Regions from separate parts of the Homo sapiens genome. Here region 2 is linked to region 1. Evidence: read pairs that join two places in POLR2A ChIA-PET (ENCODE). Cell type or tissue: OCI-LY7. All regions are shown on one strand. Links, peaks and the distances in the headings refer to the core of each region. The heading gives the core; the rest is flanking DNA. Region 1 overlaps ARMH1 (armadillo like helical domain containing 1). Region 2 has its middle 5.7 kb from the start of PLK3.

The links. ChIA-PET counts read pairs that join two places held together with the same protein. Peaks named below come from ENCODE experiments on the same cell type or tissue, not always from the same donor. Only the 100,000 strongest peaks of a DNase experiment are listed, where the experiment ranks them.
Region 2: POLR2A ChIA-PET joins it to region 1 with 5 read pairs; 6 of 35 experiments call an interaction of 5 or more read pairs at or near these places.

Annotation. Positions count from the first base shown.
Region 1 is chr1:44,690,117-44,701,409 of GRCh38, forward strand. ARMH1 (armadillo like helical domain containing 1) reads left to right here. Exons shown (of 12, transcript NM_001145636.2): 3 at 6,986-7,054; 4 at 7,947-8,113; 5 at 10,807-11,003. It overlaps LOC105378690 (a long non-coding RNA gene), which reads right to left. Exons shown (of 5, transcript XR_007066059.1): 4 at 11,063-11,293. Among named protein-coding and RNA genes, the nearest start is that of ARMH1, 21 kb to the left of the region's middle. In OCI-LY7, for the core only: a CTCF peak has its summit at 4,979; DNase peaks (open chromatin) are centred at 4,955 and 6,825; H3K4me3 peaks cover 1,352 bases; H3K27ac peaks cover 3,482 bases.
Region 2 is chr1:44,789,272-44,800,098 of GRCh38, forward strand. It overlaps a transcript of BEST4 not described here. Among named protein-coding and RNA genes, the nearest start is that of PLK3, 5.7 kb to the right of the region's middle. RefSeq lists enhancers at 2,400-3,091, 3,784-4,473, 10,110-10,778, 10,463-10,522, 10,573-10,827. In OCI-LY7, for the core only: a CTCF peak has its summit at 4,591; DNase peaks (open chromatin) are centred at 4,590 and 5,585.

The sequences.
Region 1 (11,293 bases), core at 2,927-7,926:
CTGAGGCAGGAGAATCACTTGAACCCGGGAGGCAGAGGTTGCAGTGAGCCGAGATCATGCCACTGCACTCCAGCCTGGGCAACAGAGTGAGACTCTGTCTCAAAACAAACAAACAAACAAAAATTAGGCAGCCTTCAAAAATGAAAAGGAGAGGAGATTGTCAAAGGGGTTTTCTCTTGATTCTGATATTTTAGAACAGACATCTGGTGTTTAAAAAAAAGTGATAAAAAAAAAATCCTTAGAGTCAAGAACTCTCTCAGCTTCCTGTGTTCCCAACCTATAATTGTATTTCTTTCTCACCCCTAACCTCTTTTGCTCCCATCAGAGTTGAAGTAGGTATACCTTCTGTCTAGGGCTAATCCTCTATTTGTACTGCACTTGAACCCTTTCCTATCTCCTTATTCTTTCTCTCCTATAGCTTTCACCTTTGCCTCATAACCAGCGTTTTTTCAGCATTTATATATGCTGAAATCTCTTCTACTTTAAAAAATAAAATTGAATCCCTGTTTCAAATCTATATTCCACCCAACCCCAATTTCTGCCCTTCATGGTGAAGCTTCTTTTGTTTGTTTGTTTATTTGAAACAGAGTCTCTCTCTGTGGCCCAGGCTGGGGTGCAATGGCACAATCTCAGCTCACCGCAACCTCTGCCTCCCCAGTTCAAGTGATTCTCCTGCCTCAGCCTCCTGAGTAGCTGAGACTACAGCCATGTACCACCACACCTGGCTAATTTTTGTATTTTTAGTAGAGACAGGGTTTCACCATGTTGGCCAGGCTGGTCTCAAACTCCTGACCTCAAAATGCTGGGAGTACAGGCATAAGACACCGCGCCCAGTGAAGCTTCTTGAAAAGGTTGTTGAGGGGCGGGGCGCGGTGACTCACGCCTGTAATCCCAACACTTTGGGAGGCCGAGGTGGGCGGATCACCTGAGGTCAGGAGTTTGAGACAGCCTGGCCAACAAGGGAAACCCCGTCTCTACTACAAATACAAAACTTAGCTGGGCATGGTGGCACATGCCTGTAATCCCAGCTACCCGGGAGGCTGAGGCAGGAGAATCATTTGAACCCGGGAGGCGGAGGTTGCAGTGAGCCAAGATCGCGCCATTGTACTCCAGCCTGGGCCACAGAGACAGACTCCATCTCAAAACATTTTTTAAAAATTATAAAAATAAAGGTTGTTGAGTCTCCCTGTCTCCACTTCCTCTCCTCCCTTTTCTCCACTTGCTGCCATCTGACTTCGGTGCCTCCCACTCCACTGATGCAGGTCTTGCTAAGGTTACCCATGTTTTTCCAGTTGCAAAACCCAGGGACTGCATCCTCAGTCCTTATAGGTGACCTCTCAGTGGCATTTGTCAATCAACCTTTCCCACTTCTCAAAACACTCCTGGTTTCTCTGATACCGATTATCTTGGTGTCTATGCATTTCCCGCTCTTCTTCAGCCACCCCTTAAATGCTGTTCCTTGGGATTCCATCCTCGTCCCTCTTCTCTACTCACTCTCAGATTCTCCCTGAGGGACTAGTTCATTGTCAAGATTCAACACCACTCTTGTATGAGGGCTTTCAAATAAGTATCCCTGCCCAAATTTCTCTCTTGAATCTGAGTTCCATACCTATATATCCAACTATTCCATACCCATATATCCATCTTCACTCATATGCCACAAGATGAGTGTCACATATCTGACTTAGTAAACTAGGGGAATATGGTGCCATTATGTGGAAGAGAACATAAGAAGAGGAGTAAGCTTGAGGGTAGATAAGCTTGTTTTGGGACATGTTGAGTTTGAGATGTCTGTGCTCAGGATCCCTGGAGGCAGGTCAAGGCTAAAGACAGATCTGGTCACCGTCAAGGTGATAGTTCAAGTTATAGGAGGATTTGAGGATATTCCTGCTCTGTGTGCCCATAGCACTCTACAGATTTATCTCAGACCCTTTTATTGTATATTTCTGTCCTTGCCTGAACCCTCTCGCCTTCTCTAAACCCCTTCCTTGACCCATGCACAGTGACTTACACCTATAATCCCAGCTACTTGGGAGGCTGAGGAGGGAGGATCACTTAGGCCTTGGAGTTTGAAGCTGCAGTGAGCTATGATCACACCGCTGTGTTCTATCCTGGGCGATGGAGCAAGACCTCATCTCTATAAAAATAAATAAACCCCCTCCTTATTTGACCAACTCCTACTCTATTATTCAGGTCTCAATTTAAACATCACTTTCTCAGGAAGCCCATTTCTGAGTCCCAGGCTAGCTTAGGTTCCCTTCTTATATATATTCATAGACTTCCTCTGCCTTAATAATCATAACATTTTATTGTTATTACCTGCTTAATATCTCTCTTTCCCCCCACTGGATTTTAGATCCAGTGGGCAAGAATCGCATCTGTTCTACTTATCTTTATATTTCTAACATGTAGCACAATGCCTGGCACATGTTTGCTGAGTAGAGGAATGAATGACCCAGCATCTGCAGCTGGGAAGAATTAAAGGTTTAAGTAAACACTGCTCTCTTTCTTACATTTAAGTTATTGATAAAATTATTTTTCAGACTCAGGCCTGTAACACAGGCCAAAGGGAATAACCATGGAATACATCTGTAGGTTTACCCAAATGTTCTTTTTTTGTTTGTTTGTTTGTTTGAGACAGGGTCTTCCTCTGTTCCCCAGGCTGGAGTACAGCAGCACAATCATAGCTCACTGCAGCCCCAAACTCCTGGAGACTCAAAGGATCTTCTCACCTCAGCCTCCCAAGCAGATAGGACTATAGGCGTGCACCACCACACTCAGCTAATTTTTCTGTTTTTAAAATTTTTTTAGACACGGGGTCTTGCTATGTTGCCCAAGCTGGTCTCAAACTCCTGGCCTCATGCGATCTTCCCACCTTAGCCTCCCAAAGTGCTGGGACTACAGGTGTGAGCCACCACACCCAGTCTGTTCTCAAATATTATTGTGCATAAAAGAGGTTTAAAATGCAGATTACCAGTTACCTATCCACCCACACTCCCAAGGTTCTGCTTTAGTAGATTGAGGGTGGAACCCTGGACCCTTATTTCTAACAAGTACTCTGTGTGGCTGTAGTGCCAGTGGTCCCCGGGTTATGCTTTGAGAAACATTGCTGCCTATAACCTGGCTCCTGTCCCCACAACTCATGACACTAGCCTCACCAAGTCCCTAGCTTTGTGGCCAAATCTAGAGTTCCTTTTTCCTTCCTTGTCTTACTGAACAATATTTTCCACTTGGCCACAGGGTGAGATGAGTAAGCCAGGGTGGTACAGGTGCAGGGTCAGATCCTGTCTATTTAACACTGTGATGTCTTATTCATCTCATCATGGATTTGTTGTTGTTGTTGTCTGAGACAGAGTCTCACTCTCACTCTGTCACCCAGGCTGGAGCACAGTGGTGCCATCACAGCTCTGCAGCCTCAACCTCCCGGGCTTAAGCCATCCTCCCACCTCAACCTCCCAAGTGGCTGGGACTATAGGCATGCACCACCACATCCCCAACTAATTTTATTATGTTTTTGTAGAGACAGGATCTTGCTGTTGCTGTTTCCCAGGCTCATCTCAAACTCCTGGGCTCAAGCAACCCTCCCACCTTGACCTCTCAAAGTGCTGGGATTATAAGTGTGAGCTACCATGTCTGGCCCATCATGGACTTTTTATATTAATTTGATTGTTTTAAATAGTGCATTGAAATATTATGTGATTACTGAGTTTTTTGGTGCCCCTTTTAATTTCAGACCCCAAGCAAGTGCCTCCCTCACCTCACCCTAGTCCTGGCCTTGCTTGACCACTGCCCCCTCTTAAGCTGTCCTCTCTTCTACCTTTTCCCGCTGTTTCTCAGTTGCTATTGCAGGATCTCTCCCACTCCAATCCCCCACTTAAATGTCAGTGTGTCTGAGCATTCTGTGCTTTTTTACTTGGTCATTGCACTTATTACATTAGGCATTACATCATTCTTCTTCATTTCTCAAGTGCCAATCATAGTGCCTAAAATTTAGTGGGTACTCAGTCAGTGCTTACTAAATGAATGAACCATGCTTTTACTGAACAGTTGTAGATTCAGTGTTCTACACCTAGAATTATTCATAATTCCCTAACTTTTTGCAGCCTTGTCGTACAACAGATAAAATAGACTGCGTGATGTGATAACAGTGTTTTGAATTAGCAAACCCACTTCTCCTACTCAGCCCTCCAGTTATGGTGGATTTTGGAGGAAAACAAGTCAATATAATAGCATCACAGCATCATTATTTTTTGCAAAATTGACTACCACATAGTCCCAATAAGCCTAAACCCTTTTTTCAACCTTGAACTTTCAGAATAGATCAGTAAAACTAAGGATTTATGTATTAAATGATAAAATTAGTTACCATTTATTGAGTCTTTTTCTTTTTTTCTTTTTTTTTTTTTTTTTTGAGACAGAGTCTCACTCTATTGCCCAGGCTGGAGTGCAGTGGTGCAATCTCGGCTCACTGCAACCTCCGCCTCCCAGGTTCAAGCGATTCTCCTGCCTCAGCCTCCCGAGTAGCTGGGATTACAGGCATGCACCACCGTGCCCAGCTAATTTTTATATTTTTAGTAGAGACGGGGTTTCACCATGTTGTCCAGGCTGGTCTTGAACTCCTGACCTCAAGTGATTCACCCTCCTCAGTGCTGGGATCCCAAAGTGCTGGGATTACAGGTGTGAGCCACTGGGCCCAGCCTATTGAGTCTTTTTATGTTCTAGGCACTGAGATATATACTGTACAAATATTATGTCATTTGGGCCTAACACCCAGCCTAATAGGTGATTGGTATTATTCCATTTTATAGATAAGAAAGATGAGCCTTGAAAAGGTTGAGTAATTTACTAGCACATGGTAGAGATAAAGTTAGAACCGGGTGTCTGTCCGAAAGCCTATACACCATCATGTCTCCTACTCAGTGGACCGTGCAGACCACAGCTCCACCTGCGACACCACACTGGGAGTTCATCTGCAAAGCGCCCTCCCTCCATTTGTCTACAAGCCAGAAGGCCTAACAGTAAGAGTTAGAATCCTAGTCAGACTGCCTAGGTTCAAATCCCGGTTCCAGCAGTTCACTGTGGGACCTTGGACAAGTTATTGACCTGAGATTGTTACCTCATGTTACTCAGGAAGTAAATGGAAATGCTAATAGCACCCACTGGAGGGCCATGGTGAGGATTATTTGAGACAATGCAAGCAAAGCAGTTAGCACAGTGCCCCGCACACAATAGGAGCTGGTACTTGTTAGCAACTGCTGATCTTGTGGCCCCAACATTGCTCCTTCATCCCCTGTTCTCTAGATCCAGGACTCAAACCATGTGTTCTGGAACTAATTCCTGGAAATAATAGACCAGAAATATGTATAGTGAGTGACTATGAAAACAAGACTAGCTGGGTGTGGTGGCTCACGCCAGTATCTCAATACTTAAAGGGAGGCAGAGGCAGGAGGATCGCTTGAGCCTAGAAGTTCAAAACCAGCCTGGGCAACATAGCAAAACTCCATTCTCCACAAAAAGGAAGAAAAAAACAAACAAAAAATAAAGCTGGCATGGTGGCTCACCTCTGTAATCCCAACACTTTGGAAGGCTGAAGCAGGAGGACTGCTTGAATTTACAAGTCCGAAACTAGTCTGGGCAACATAGCGAGACCCCTGTCTCTACAAAAAATACAGAAAAAAAATAGCTGGGTATGGTGGCACGTGCCTGTAGTCCCGGCTACTCAGGTGACTGAGACAGGAGGATTGCTTGAGCCCAGGAGTTCAAGCCTACAGTGAGCTGTGATTGCACCACTGTGCCCCAGCCTGGGCAACAGAGTGAGACCCTATCTCAAAAAAAAAAAAAAAAAGACTAGCCCAGGACAGAGGAAACAGAAGGTGACAGAAACAAAAGTTGGCCAGCCTAGCCTGAAGAAAAAGGGGAGAATGCACTGAGGAAGGAACAGGGGCAGAAGTTGAGGGAGCAGGGTGGGGACAATGTAGGAATAAAAAGACCACCGTGTGGGCTGCTGCCTGGCCCCAACTATGGCAGCAAGAGGCAGGGGAGCCTGGCTCCAGAGCCAACACTATTTTTGCAGTAAAGAGCCTTTCCTAATGAGCCAATCTGTCTCTACTTCTATTGGCATCCTGGGAACCAGGGTGCAGCAGAGATAATTTGCTTCACACACCCCCCGCCCAAACAAAGCACCATTACCTCCAAACCATTACATTAGCCTTTATCAGCCTTGGAAGCTCTCAGTCATCCTCCATGAGCTGCAGTAATTTCAGCTAATTTCTTAAGTGTTCTAAGAGCCTCTGATGTGTTATGAGCCTAGTAATTGTTGACTGGTTCCTTTTCTGTTGTGGCTTGATTTCATACCTTGTATCTGAGCTGATGCGTGCTTTGGGTACTTTATTATAATGAGGCTTTTTGCAAAGACTCACATTAAAAAATAACATTAAATACTGAGGTTGTTTTAAATCAGAGTTTAATTTTTCCACCATCTCCTATTATTCTTATTAGGAAGCCAATTCTTCATAAGGATAGTGACCTCCAGTGTAAAACTTTGAACAAGTACAAAAATTGAGAATTAATGATGAAGCTGGTTCTTTTTAGGGAAATCTAAGAATGAGGCACAAAGTCATGAACTATGCTGACACCAAGGATGCAATGGGCATGGCTTAGAGAGCTTTGGGATATTGACCCCCAGCCTTCTCCAGGGACCCTTAATTCATCAGAGCCTCCTTGTTCCCTAGAAAGCCTGTAAGAGCCAAGGTGGCTGAACTGCCACAGAGGAGCTTCCTGGAGAACAGTGAACAGCCAGCACCCTCTTCCCCCAACCCTGTGTGTACTGCCACTTCCCCTTCCGCTGGTAGCTCCTCTCAGGGTAAAGAGGCACAGTTCAGCTACTTGGCCACCCTGGGCCCGGGGTGGTACCAGAGATCAGGCACGGGCTCTGGCTTCTGTGTGAAAAACCACCCTGAAACTCACTCTTTAACGTGTCATACAGCTATATGACTGACTCATGTTTAGAAAAGCTTCTCAGGTCCATTGGCATCTTCTTATCAGCTGTAAGCAGGTGAGTTCTGTTCTAGCGTGATTCTGGGGGTCTCAGTGGCATCTCAGGCTCATGATGTCTTTGGCATTCACACCACCCAGGGCCACGGATTCCTGTTAGCAGTGGGTTCCTTGTAGCTCTTGGGATGGGCCCAGAGGTAATGTCCACCGGGCTCCTGCTCTAGTTGCTCCCCCATCCCTTTCTCTCCAGTGGCGCTTCACTAGTCAGCACCCTCTCGGTTGTGAATTACAGAAAACCAACTCATATTGGACTCAGAAAAAGGAAAATTAGTGGCTCACTTAACTGGAAAAACCCAGAGGGTAGAAATACATATTTCAGCCCTAACTAGATCCAGGGCTCAAACAATGTCATCAGTACTTGGCCTCCTTCTCTGTCTTTTCCCCCATTTCTGTCTCTTCTCCTCTGTGTTCATAGACCTCTGTATGCCATGGTCCTCAGGAGCTCTAGACATACCAAAAACAGAGCAGATCCTTTCCACAGCTTCCCAAGAAAGTCCCAGGCTTTGAGCCTCATTGGACCAATTTAGGTCCCATGCCCAGCCCCAAACGAACTTCTGCAGTCAGAAGGGTGACATACCCTGTCACCTCCTCACCCCACCAAAACTACATGGCCCATGAGTGGCAGAGGGGTGATTCCCCAAGTGACAGTTGAGGTGGTATTACAAGAAGAAGAAGAGATGCTGGAATGGCAAAACCAAGAACTGTCCCTAGTATGTAATTCCAGTCTTTCCTGCTGGAAGGAAGAATTTCCACACTCGTATCACTTTACCTATGGACATTTCCTGGATAGGAGGGCAAAGTATGTAAAGAGGGGACCTTGGGATCTCTTTGAAAGCTCAGTGCAAAGGAACTTGACAAGAGTTTTATTTCTACTTTTCTATCCCTCTGGACAGTAATCGGTACCTTATAGAATTTCTTGAGGTTGGAGGTGTCCTAACCCTCTTGGAAATACTTGGGCTAGAGAAGATCAAGGAGGAGGCCAAGAAGGAATCTGTCAAACTACTTCAGGTTATTGCGAACTCTGGCAGGACATACAAGGAACTCATTTGTGAAAGCTATGGTGGGTACTGTGTGTGACAAGATGTGTCTCCCTAGGGGCCTGAATGACATGGTGGCAGAACCCACCACTGCTATAGGAAAAACACATCATGAAACTGGTTGAACAGGAAGCTTTTTGTGCTCCTGTCCATGTCACCACTGGAAGACCCAGATTTATGATTCTCCTGATTCATCATTTGCTCACATTTTTCAGTAGTGGTTTTAGAAATACTTCTCCTTTTTAAATATATCCTCTTTCAGGCATCCATTCAAAGATTTGTTGAGCTGTGGCCCAATATCTTTTGTGAAATTGAGTTATGAGGCCGGGCGCGGTGGCTCACACCTGTAATCCCAGCATTTTGGGAGGCCAAGGCAGGAAGATCACCTGAGGTCAGGAGTTTGAGACCAGCCTGACCAACATGGAGAAACCCCGTCTCTACTAAAAATACAAAAAAATTAGCCTGGTGCAGTGGTCGGGGCCTGTAATCCCAGCTACTTGGGATGCTAAGGCAGGAGAATCGCTTGAACACAGGAGGCAGAGGTTGTGGTGAGTTGAGATCACACCATTGCACTCCAGCCTGGGCAACAAAAGTGAAACTCCATCTCAAAAAAAAAAAAAAGAAATTGAATTATGAATAACTCAAGAAATAAAATTGAAGGCCAGACGCAGTGGTTCACACCTGTAATCCCAGCACTTTGGGAGGCCAAGGCGAGTGGATCACCTGAGGTCAGAATTTGAGACCAGCCTGGCCAACATGGCAAAACCCCCTCTCTACTAAAAATACAAAAATTAGGCCAGGCGCGGTGGCTCACGCCTGTAATCCCAGCACTTTGGGAGGCAGAGGCAGTCGGATCACGAGGTCAGGAGATCAAGACCATCCTGGCTAACACGGTGAAACCCCGTCTCTACTGAAAATACAAAAAAAAATTCAAACGCATGGTGGCACGCACCTGTAATGGCAGCTACTTGGGAGGCTGAGGTGGGAGAATCGCTTGAACCCGGGAGGTGGACATTGCAGTGAGCCGAGATCGCGCCACTGCACTCTAGCCTGGGCTACAGAGCAAGACTCCGTCTCAAAAAAAAAAAAAAAAAAAAGGAAATAAAATAAATTTGAAATAAAATTATTGAATACCTACTGTGTGCTAGGTATATGCCAGGTGCTAGGGATACAAAAATGAATACAATATAATCCCTGTCCTCAGACAGTTTAGAGTCTGGTGAGAAAAGTAAATAATATAGTTTTTATTTTTTTCTTTTTTGAGACGGAGTCTCACTCTATCGCCCAGGCTGGAGTGTGGTGGCGCAATATCAGCTCACTGCAACCTCTGCCTCCTAGGTTCAAGCAATTCTCATGCCTTAGCCTCCCAAGTAGCTGGAATTACAGGCATGCGCCACCATGCCTGGCTAATTTTTGTTATTTTTAGTAGAGACGGGGTTTCGCCATGTTAGCCATGGCTGGTCTCAAACTCATGAGCTCAAGCGATCCACCCACCTCGGCCTCCCAAAGTACTGGAATTACAGGCATGAGTCACCGCACCCTCAATAATTTTAATATAGTCCATGAAGTGAGGCATGTAAAAGAGATGCCATCCCCCACATCTCCCTTTTTCCTTTTCTTTTTCTATTTTTTTTTTTTTTTGAGTTGGAGTCTCGTTCTGTAGCCCAGGCTGGAGTGCAGTGGCACGGTCTCAGCTCACTACAACCTCCACCTCCCGGGTTCAAGCGATTCTCCTGCCTCAGCCTCCCCAGTAACTGGGACTACAGGCGCGTGCCACCAGACCCAGCTAATTTTTGTATTTTTAATACAGACAGGGTTTCACCATGTTGGCCAGGCTGGTCTCGAACTCCTGAACTCAAGCCATCCACCTGCCTTGGCCTCCCATAGTGCTGGGATTACAGGCGTGAGCCACAACGCCTGACGAACATCTCCCTTTTTCAAAGCACTTCCCACCCTGCATTCTCATCAAGGTTCTCCTGCCTGTCTACCCCATGGCCTCTCGAAGCCTCAGTGTCTTCATCCATAAAGCGGGAGAAACACCTTCCTCTTGGTATGGTTTCTGGGATTAAGTGAATTAGTATTTGTAAAACCATTTTGCAAACTGCTGAGTGCTATACAAGTGTTATCATGGCCGGGCGCCGTGGCTCACGCCTCTAATCCCAACACTTCGGGAGGCCAAGGTGGGCGCATCACGAGGTCAGGAGATAAAGACCATCCTGGCTAACACTGTGAAACCCTGTCTCTATTAAAAATACAAAAATTAGCCAGGCCTGGTGGCACACACCTGTAGTCCCAGCTACCTGGGAGGCTGAGGCAAGAGAATCGCTTGAACCTGGGAGGCAGAGGTTGCAGTGAGCCGAGATCGCACCACTGTACTCCAGCCTGGGCAACAGACAGAGACTCCATCTCAAAAAAAAAAAAAAAAAAAGAGTTATCATATAGCAATAAAAAAATGCATGTTTTATTTGTAAATTGTGCAGAGCCATTTTAAACTTTAAAACAGATTTTGACATGCCTATGCTGAAATAAAATCCTCCAGCCACATAACTCTAAGGTAAACAAGACAGTGATGCAACATGAGAACCAGGCCTCAATTTTGCTTTGGTTGAACAGGCTTGGTTGAAGAGCTTTTAATCCTATTCATATTATATAATCTTGAGTGGGGATTTTTTCATAAATCCCTTCCAATTTAGCATTTCCTCTCTTCTTTGCTCAGGTGTACGATCCATAGCAGAATTTTTGGCAAAGTCTAAGTCAGAAGAGACCCAGGAGGAAGTGCAGGTTCTGTTGGATTCTTTGGTCCACGGCAATCCCAAGTACCAAAATCAAGTGTATAAAGGTCTAATAGCTTTGCTGCCCTGCGAGTCCCCAAAAGCCCAGCAGCTGTCCCTGCAGACTCTCAGGACTGCCCAGGTGAGCCAAGGCTGCATGCTCCTGTGGTTCTGATTCAGATGCAATAATCTTACAATTACCTTCCGCAGTTGCTCTCCACACAGGCATGAGAAACGGAGCTCAGCCTCCCACTGCATGTCTGTTGTTCAATCAGCGTTACTTCCAGAAGGCCAAGGTAGGGCAGAGAGTTCATGCCTCCCAGCAGAGTGATTTGTCCTGTTTACTTAAGGATCAGAAAGATGTTGGCAGACTTAAAAGTGGTTGAGACAAGCAACAAGGATGATGAAAGGGCTGTAGAAAAGATTAAAGGA
Region 2 (10,827 bases), core at 1,575-6,574, 98 kb after region 1:
GAAAAAGAAAAAGAAAAAGAAATAGAATCTCAATGGGAGAATCGCTTGAACCCGGGAGGGAGAGGTTGCAGTGAGCTGAGATTGTGCCACTGCACTTCAGCTTGGGTGACAGAGACTCTGTCTCAAAAAAAAAAAAAAAAAAAAAGGCCAGGCACTGTGACTCACGCCTGTAATCCCAGCACTTTGGGAGGCCGAGGCAGGCGGATCACCTGAGGTCGGGAGTTCGAGATCAGCCTGACCAACATGGAGAAACCCCATCTCTACTAAAAATACAAAATTAGCTGAGCATGGTGGCACATGCCTGTAATCCCAGCTACTCCGGAGGCTGAGACAGAAGAATCGCTTGAACCTGGGAGGTGGAGATTGCGGTGAGCCGAGATCATGCCATTGCACTCCAGCCTGGACAACAAGAGCAAAACTTTGTCTCAAAAAAGAAAAAGAAAAAGAAAAAAGAAAAGAAAAGAAATAGAACCTCAAAGTGGAAGAGAATTGGCAGCTTACTTACCCTCCCAGTGCTGAGGTAAGTGAACACTGAAAAATCCCAAGAGTGGTGGTCCTGCCTCTGTCTTGTTTTGGGAAGCTCCTCCCCCTACACTGTGAGCTGGTTCTCTTCTGCAAGTTTCCTAAAGATAGGAAGCATAGAGAGGTGATTAGGAGCACAGGCTTGGGAATTGGACAAACCTGGGTCTGAACCCCAGCTCTTTGTAACTGTGCAAGTTACCTAATCTCTCTGAACCTCAGTTTCCTCCTCTGCAAATCAGAATCAAGAACGCCTAACCTCATGGGGCAATTTTGAGTATTCACAGAAACAATGCCTATGGCCTAAAGCACTGTGGGTGGTTGGCTTGGGCTGCTGTTACTATGAAAATTTGAATCTGTTCTCTTTGGTTTCCCACGACTGGTCCAGTCTTGCCTACCAAGCCTTCCAAGCCAGACAGTCCCTGAGAAATGAGGAGGCAGAGACCTTTTCTTCATGTCCTGCTAACCTGCCCCAGACCAAACAGTGCTGGATCCTGGCTTTTAAGCTGAATACACAAGGCCCTCTGAGACTTACCCACCTCTACCCTCATCACCAGTCTCTGCCTAGCTCATATAAAATTTTTTTTTAATTTTAATTTTTGTGAGTGCATAGTAGGTGTATATGCCTAGCTCATTTGTAACTGTTCCTTCAAGATGTGGCTCAGAGCACCCTCTAGGAAGCCTTCCATGATCTTCCCCAGGTTACTCCTCAAAACCCTCTGGGTTTTCTCTCTTGCAGCAGTTAATCACAGTGGTCTATGATCTGTTTACAGGGAGATCTCCCCTCTAGCCTGTGAGACACCTGAGAACAGTTTTGAATCTGATTCATCTAGGTAAAGCTAGATTACAGTGGCTCATGCCTGTAATCCTGACACTTTGGGAGGCTGAGGTGGGAGGATCACTTAAGCCCAGGAGTTTGAGACCAGCCTGGGCGACATAGTGAGACCTGTCTCTACAAAAAATTTTTTTAAATTAGCTGGGTGTGGTGGTGTGTGCCTATAGTCCAGGTACTTGGGAGGCTGAGGTGGGAGGATCACTTGAGCCCAGGAGTTTGAGGCTGCAGTGAGCCATGATACAGCCATTGCACTCCAGCTTGGGTGACAGAGTGAGACCCTGTCTCAAAACAAAAACAAAAACAAAAAAAGAAAAAGAAAAAGCTGGGGAGGACTTGAAACCAAGCAAGCTTCTTTTTCTTTCTTTCTTCTCATCCTTCCCTCCTTCTTGCCTCCCTCCACCCCCTCTTTTGTTCTCCATTTCTCTCTTCCCTTTTAAGATGAAAGACATCTGGTCCCCCACCCCACCCCTGCTATTTTGTGAGATTTCCCAGATGAGCCAAGATCTGGAAAACTACTCATGGCCTGACTGGCGTTACATTCTCCATGGGAGATGTCAATATGAGGAAAGAACAGGACTCAGAGAGAGAGAGAGAGAGAGAGAGAGTATGTGTGTGTGTGTGTGTGTGTCTGTGTGTGTCCAGGACCTGACCTGGGGAGGGTGAGATGCCAGCTCCTGGGCCTCAGGCATCATGGCCAGGCAGTTCATTCTCATGCTCTGATCTGTGGCTTTCCTAGAGCATCTGGGCTGCTTACCACTTAAAGATGTTCTAGGACTTGGAAAGCCAGGTCCTGGGAGTGCAGGAGCTCAGGCCGTGTCTCCCTGACAGCTCTACCCCAGGAAGACCAGCTGGCTGCATTTCAATCCTGCACCGCCACCCGCACCTGTGGCCCTCACACCTCTGCTTGTTCCCAGCCCTGTGGTCTGTGAATTTCCCACAGAGCCCGGGATAAAAGTACGTGACCTGAAGCCTCTGCCAGAGGAAGAGGGCGGTCCCCAGGCCCACCCAGTCCCTACCTCCTGAATCACCTTATCTCCTTCTCAGCTGTTGACCAGTCCCTTTGTTTATGGTGCAGGAGAGGGAACCACTCAGCCCATAAATCACCTGCCCCACCTTTCCTTATCCTCCAGCTCTCCTCTCCCTCCCTATTGGTCCTGCCCACCCATTCCCCTGTCCCCTCCTCACAGCTGAGAAGTGGTTATATGGCTTGGCAGTGAAATGGATTCCGGAGCCACACTGCCCAGGTTCCCAAGTCCATGCTTCACCATGGTCACCAAAGTCACCAAGCTTTGTGACTTTGGGAAAGCCATTGAACCTTTTAAATTCCCCATGAGAGGCCGGGTGCGGTAGCTCACGCCTGTAATCCCAGCACTTTGGGAGGCCGAGGCAGGCGGATCACCTGAGGTCGGGAGTTCGAGATCAGCCTGACAAACATGGAGAAACCCCATCTCTACTAAAAATACAAAATTAGCTGAGCATGGTGGCACATGCCTGTAATCCCAGCTACTCCGGAGGCTGAGACAGAAGAATCGCTTGAACCTGGGAGGTGGAGATTGCGGTGAGCCGAGATCATGCCATTGCACTTGAGGTCAGGAGTTCGAGACCAGCCTGACCAACATGGCAAAATCCTGTCACTACTAAAAATACAAAAATTAGCCGGGCTTGGTGGCAGGAGCCAGTAATCCCAGCTACTCAGAAGGTTGAGGTGGGAGAATCGCTTGAACCTGGGAGGTGGAGGTTACAGTGAGCCCCAATCATGCCATTGCACTCCAGCCTGGGCAACAGAGCAAGACTCCATCTCAAAAAAAAAAAAAAAAAAATTCCCCATGGGAACACGGGGATGATAATGCCTATCACATGGAGTCGTTGCGCATATTAGGTGAGTTAATAGTATAAAGTGCTCACAATAGCACCAGGTGAGTGGGAAGTGCTACCGTGGCTATCAGCACATCTCTTATTTCAGGTTGGCTTTATCCCTTCCACCTCTGCACCCACCAAGGACACCTGCCATCTCCTTATTGCTGAAGCCAATAGCCCTTCCCAAGTCCTAACCTTACCTGGCATCTCTTGTTCTTGACCCTCCTCCGTTGGCCTCTGTGACCTGACACTCAAGAGATTCTGGCCCAAGCACGGTGTCCAGGAATTCGAGACCAGCCTGGACAACATGGCAAAACCCCATCTCTACAAAAAATACAAAAAACTAGCCGGGTGTGGTGGCGCATGCCTCTAGTCCCAGCTACTTGGAGGCTGAGGTTGGAGGATCGCTTGAGCCAGGAAGTCGAGGCTGTAGTGAGCTGTGATTGCACCACCTGCACTCCAGCCTGGGTGACAGAGCAAGACGCCATCTAAACAAACAAACAAACAAACAAACAAACAACAACAAAAGACAGAAGAGGAAGACAAGATAATAAGCTCACAGCCCCAGCCTGGGTGTGGGCCCACCCAGCCAGTTGAGGAAGCCACAAGACAACAGCAAGAAAGGCCAGATGGGATTTCATTTTGTGCCTGAGTAGTGGCCCCTGGCTAGGGTCCTGTGTGGCAGAGATTAGAGAGGTAACATGGCCATGGATCAGACAGCCTGAGCTCAACCTTAAATCCCAGCCTGGGAAGAGAAGGGAACCCAGTCTTAGGCTCAGCACCTACGTGCTTGGCAGGAGCTCCTCAGCTTTGCGGAGGAGGCTCTAGGGAACCAGGCCAGGAGGGCAAATCAGCTTTCTCTTGCAAGGAGCCTGTCCTGGCCCCTCCTTCCCACTAACTTTCCAGACCCACTCCCTGGCTATATTGTCAGACTTCACCTGAACTCACCAAATTCAAAACTTAGGTCAGCTTGGGAACTTGGCAAATTGGGGAAGGGGCAAGTAGACCTTCACTCCTCCACACACATTGCAAAGCCTTTGGAGTTCTGGCCCCTGGACTGTTCCAGTCACCCTTCCCCTTTCCTCCAGCTACTCTGAACTTTCAGCTTTTTCAAGGACCAACAGCTCTCACTCCATGCCTTAAGGAGCACAGGGTTCCTCTTATGGAATACTTTCTCCTCCTGTCCATTACTGTTCCTGGCTAACTCCTCCTCAGCTCTCAGGTTTCAACTTAGAAATCTCAGCCTACGTACATTCCCCAAACTGGGTGTGATCCCACCTCTGGGCTCCCATAGGCCACCTCTATACCCTGTCTGTCTTCACCACTTAGCACTAATTACAGTCCAGTGTCCTTGTCCTACCGACAGGTCACGCCAGGGTGCAGCACAGGACCTGACACATAGAGGCTGCTCAAGAAAACGTTTGTTGAAAAAATGAACAACTGGCCTGGCTCAGTGGCTCATGCCTGTAATCCCAGCACATTGGGAAGCCGAGGCAGGCGGATCCCTTGAGGTCAGTAGTTTAAGACCAGCCTGACCAACATGGTGAAACCCATCTCTACTAAAAATACAAAAATTAGCCAGGCGTGGTGGCGGGGGCCTGTAACCCCAGCTACTCAGGAGGCTGAGGCACAAGAATCTCTTGAACCCGGGAGGCGGAGGTTGCAGTGAGCTGAGATTGTGTCACTGCACTCCAGCCTGGGCAACAGTGCCAGACTCTGCCTTAAAAAAAAAAAAAAAAAAAAAAAGGCCGGGCGCGGTGGCTGACGCCTGTAATCCCAGCACTTTGGGAGGCCGAGGCGGGTGGATCATGAGGTCAGGAGATCGAGACCACAGTGAAACCCCGTCTCAACTAAAAATACAAAAAATTAGCCGGGCGCGGTGGTGGGCGCTTGTAGTCCCAGCTACTCAGGAGGCTGAGGCAGGAGAATGGCGTGAACCTGGGAGGCGGAGCTTGCAGTGAGCCGAGATGGCACCACTGCACTCCAGCCTGGGCGAAAGAGTGAGACTCCGTCTCAAAAAAAAAAAAAAATTAGCTGGGTATGGTGGTGCGTGCCTGTAATCCCAGCTACTCGGGAGGCTGAGGCAGGAGAATCCCTTGAACCTGGGAGGCGGAGGTTGCAGTGATCTGCCATCCTGTCACTGCATCACTACACTCCAGCCTGGGTGACAGAGCGAGACTCTGTCTCAAAAAAAAAAAAAAAAAAAAAAGCTGGGTGTGGTGGTATGCACCAGCTGTAGTCCCAGCTACTTGGGAGGCTGAGTTGGGGGGATTGCCTGAGCCAGGGAGGTCGAGGCTTCAGGGAGCCATGATTATGCCACTGCACTCCAGCCTGGGCCACAGAGTGAAACCTTCTGTCAAAAACAAAAAAACAAAAAAACACAGTGTGTTAGATCTTGCTAGACTTGGTGATATAATTAAGAGGCCATTATGGGCAGAACTGTGCCCCCTTCCAAAATTCATATATAAATATATATAAATATATATAAATATATAAATATATATAAATATATAAATATATATAAATATATAAATATATATAAATATATAAATATATATAAATATATATAAATATATAAAAATATATAAATATATATAAATATATATAAATATATAAAAACATAAAAATATATATAAATATATATAAATATATAAAAATATATAAATATATAAATATATAAAAATATACAAATATATAAATATATACATAAATATATATAAATATATATAAATATATAAAAATATATATAAATATATAAATATATATAAATATATATAAATATATATAAATATATAAAAATATATATAAATATATAAATATATAAAAATATATATAAATATATAAATATATAAATATATATAAATATATAAATATATAAATAAATATAAGTATTTATGAATATATATGAATATATAAATATATAAAAAATATATATAAATATATAAATATATATAAATATATAAATATATACATATATACATATATAAATAAATAAATATAAGTATTTATGAATATATATGAATATATAAATATATAAAAAATATATATAAATATATAAATATATATAAATATAAATATATAAAAATATATAAAAATATATATAAATATATAAATATATATAAATATATAAATATATATAAATATATATAAATATATAAATATATATAAATATATATAAATATATAAATATATAAATATATATAAATATATATAAATATATAAATATATAAATATAAATATATAAATATATATAAATATATATAAATATATAAATATATATAAATATATATAAATATATATAAATATATATAAATATATAAATATATATAAATATATATATAAATATATATAAATATATAAATATATAAATATATAAAAATATATAACAATATATAAATATATATAAAAATATATAACAATATATAAATATAAATATATATAAAAATATATAACAATATATAAATATAAATATATATAAATATATAAATATAAATATAAAAAATATATATAAATATATAAATATATATAAATATATAAATGTATAAATATATATAAAAATATATAACAATATATAAATATATAAATATATAACAATATATAAATATATAAAAATATATAACAATATATAAATATAAATATATATAAAAATATATAACAATATATAAATATAAATATATATATAAATATATAAATATAAATATAAAAAATATATATAAATATATAAATATATATATAAATATATATAAATATATAAATGTATAAATATATATAAATATATAAATATATAAAAATATATAAATATATATAAATATATATAAATATATAAATATAAATATATAAATATATATAAATATATAAATATAAATATATAAACATATATAAATATATATAAATAAACATATATAAAGATATATAAAGATATAAAGATATATAAATATATAAATATATAAAGATATATAAATATATAAAGATATATAAATATATAAAGATATATAAATATATAAAGATATATAAATATAATATATAAATATATAAAGATATATAAATATAATATAAAAATATATAAATATATATTAAAAATATATACATATAAATATATGTATATTTTTTTGAGATGGGGTCTCGCTCAGCCACCCACGCTGGAGTGCAGTGGCACGAGCTCGGCTCACTGCAACCACTGTCTCTCGGGTCCAAGCAATTCTGTCTCAGCCTCCCAAGTAGCTGGGATTACAGGCACCTGCCATCATGCCCGGCTAATTTTTGTATTTTAGTAGAGATGGAGTTTCACCATGTTGGCCAGGTTGGTCTCGAATTCCTGACCTCAGGTGATCTGCCGGCCTCGGCCTCCCAGTGCTGGGATTACAGGCATGAGTCACCACGCCCGGCCCTATATATATTTTTGAGACAAGCTCTGTGTCTCCCAGGCTGGAGTGCAGCAGCATGATCATGACTCACTGTAGCCTAGACCTCCAGGGCTCAAGTGATTCTCCCACCTCAGCCTCCCAAGTAGCTGGGATTACAGGCATGCACCACCACACCCAGCTAATTTTTGTTTTGTTTTGTTTTGGAGACAGAATCTCTCTCTGTCACCCAGGCTGGAGTGCAGTGGTGTGATCTCAGCTCAGTGCAACCTCCACCTCCTGGGTTCAAGTGATTCTCATGCCTCAGCCTCCTGAGTAGCTGGGACTACAGGCGTGAGCCACCACGCCCTGATAAATTTTGTATTTTTTTTTTCAGATGGAGTCTCACTCTGTCATACTCAGGCTGGAGTGCAGTGGCGTGATTTTGGTTTATTGCAACCTCTGCTTCCTGGGTTCAAGCGATTCTCCTGCCTCAGCCTCCAGAGTAGCTGGGATTACAGGCGCCTGCCACCATGCCCACCTAGCTAACTTTTTTTTTTTTTTTTTTGAGATAGAGTCTCACTCTGTCACCCAGGCTGGAGTGCAATGGGGCGATATTGGCTCACTACAACCTCCACCTCCCAGGTTCAAGCGATTCTCCTGCCTCAGCCTCCTGAGTAGCTGGGATTACAGGTGGGTGCCACCACGCCAGACTAATATTTGTATTATTAGTAGAGACGGGGTTTCACCACATTGGTCAGGCTGGTTTCGAACTCCTGGCCTCAGGTGATCTGCCTGCCTCGGCCTCCCAAAGTGCTGGGATTACAGGCATGAGCCACTGCGGCTGGCCCAATTTTTGCATTTTTTTGGTAGAGACGGGGGTTTCACTATGCTTCCCAGGCTGGTCTCAAACTCCTGGACTCAAGCGATCTGCCTGTCTCAGCCTCCCAAAGTGCAGGGATTACAGTCATGAGCCACCACTGCACGGCCCCAAAATTTATTTATTTTATTATTATTATTATTTTTTAGATGGAGTCTCCTTCTGTTGCCAGATTGGAATGCAGTGCCACGATCTCAGCTCACTGCAACCTCCCCCTCCTGGGATCAAGTGATTCTTTTTTTTTTAAGACTCTGTCTCAAAAAAAAAGAAAAAAAAAAAAAATATATATATATATATATATATACACGAATTTTGGGCCAGGCACAGTGGCTTATGCCTGTAATCCCAGCACTTTGGGAGGGCCGAGGTGGGTGGATCACAAGGTCAGGAGTTTGAGACCAGCCTGGCCAATATGGTGAAACCCTGTCTCTACTAAAAAATACAAAAATTAGCTGGGCGTGGTGGCACGAGCCTGTAATCCTGGCTACTCTGGAGGCTAAGGCAGGAGAATCGCTTGAACCGGGGAGGCAGAGGTTGCAGTGAGCCAGGATCGCATCACTGCACTCCAGCCTGGGTAACAGAGCAAGACTCTGTCTCAAAAAACAAACAAAACAAAACAAAACAAAATAAATAACGGTGCAAAATTGAATATGCCTTTTTGACTCTCTAAATGCCTCAGATCCATTTACCCTGGGGATTTGTCCTTTCTAGCCCCACCACCATCTCCCCTCTGGAAGACTGCTGACCTATAAGGATAAAGACCAGACTCTTGAGCAGGCACTTAGGGTCTTCCTGCCCATCCCTATCCCCAACTCCCCCTCAGTAATTTTGGCTACTAGTATTTCTCCACATCTGAGGCTATCGTGGGTCTCCCTTCAGTGGTCATGAAGGACAAGGTTGGAGAAGTTTGCCCTCGTGAGTCTGATGAGGGATTGGGTGGGATCCCTCTAATAGCATATGGAGGGGATGAAATGGGCATGAGACCAAAGGCCAGGAGAGCAGCAAGGAGCTGTGGCAATCATCCTGACAAGAGAGACTGTGGCCCAGGCCAGGGTGTGAGGGGAAGATGGAGCCAAGGGGATAGATATCAGAGCTATTTGGGAGGTAAAATTGGCACAAATTGGGTACTCAGCAAATATTTGTTGACTTTCCTGGCTACTCTTTCTAAAGTAGGCTCTTCATTTGCTCTTCTGTTTATTCTTCCTTCATAGCACTTTTCACAGCCTGCAATTACCTTGTTTATCTGCTTGCCTATTGTCTGTTTCCATCAAGCAGAATGTAAACTAAATGAGGGCTGCAAGCTTGATTAGTTTTATTCGAGATAGTGTCCAGCACTTAGCAGATGCTCTCAATAAATCTTTGAGGAATGGCATGGTAATTGATTGGCTGGCACAGAGGGAGGGCAGAGAGGTGAGAGACAAGGCCAGGAGGCCTGTGGTCCTGGGCCTCTGTCTCTGGCCCTGGGAAGGGTGGGCATTGCGCAGGGGTCTAGGGGTCCACGTGGTCCAGAGACTAGCTGCCCAAGTGCCCGTGTCTAGCATTTGAGAAAATGCAATTCCCAGCCAGGCAAGGTGGCTCACGCCTGTAATCCCAGCACTTTGGGACGCCGAAGCGGGTAGATCACCTGAGGTTGGGAGTTCCAGACCAGTCTGACCAACATGGAGAAACCCCGTCTCTACTTAAAAAAAAAAAAATACAAAATTAGCCGGGTGTGATGGCGCATGCCTGTAATCCCAGCTGCTCGGGAGGCTGAGGCAGGAGAATCGCTTGAACCTGGGAGGCAGAGTTTGCGATGAGCCAAGATCGCGCCATTGCACTCCAGCCTAGGCAACAAGAGCGAAACTCTGTCTCAAAAAAAAAAAAAAGAAAGAAAGAAAGAAAAAAGAAAATCCAATTCCCATTCACTTTCTGGCCTCTGGCTGCTGACCCAGGCCCGGGGGTATTTTCAGAGGAAGGGAATTGCGGACCCCGGAGGAACCCGAAATTTGCCCCTCAAGAGTGTAGAAGTGGGTAGCGGAAGATGTGGCCTGGAGCATGGTAAAAGCCTTGAAATTCCAGACTCTGCTTGACTCCTAAACCTGGCAAGGCAGCCCTCGGGCCAGGCAAGCCAGGCGCGAGACTGTGCCTTCCTTCCAGGCCCTAAAGAGGGCAGCACTGGGCCGGGCCCCGGGCGAGGGCGAGGGACACACGCGGTCCGGCACACTGAAAGGGGAGTGTCGGGTAACATGCCCGGGCAAAAGCGAGCGCCGCCCCTGCCTCTCCGCTGCTGGCTGGAACGCTGATCTATCTAGTTGCTGGGGAGACGCCCCCAGATGCCCGGGCCCCACTCGGACTTCAGCACACATCCCGAAGGATGGGGAAAGAAAGAGGCCCCCACGAGCGGGACTCGCAGTGGC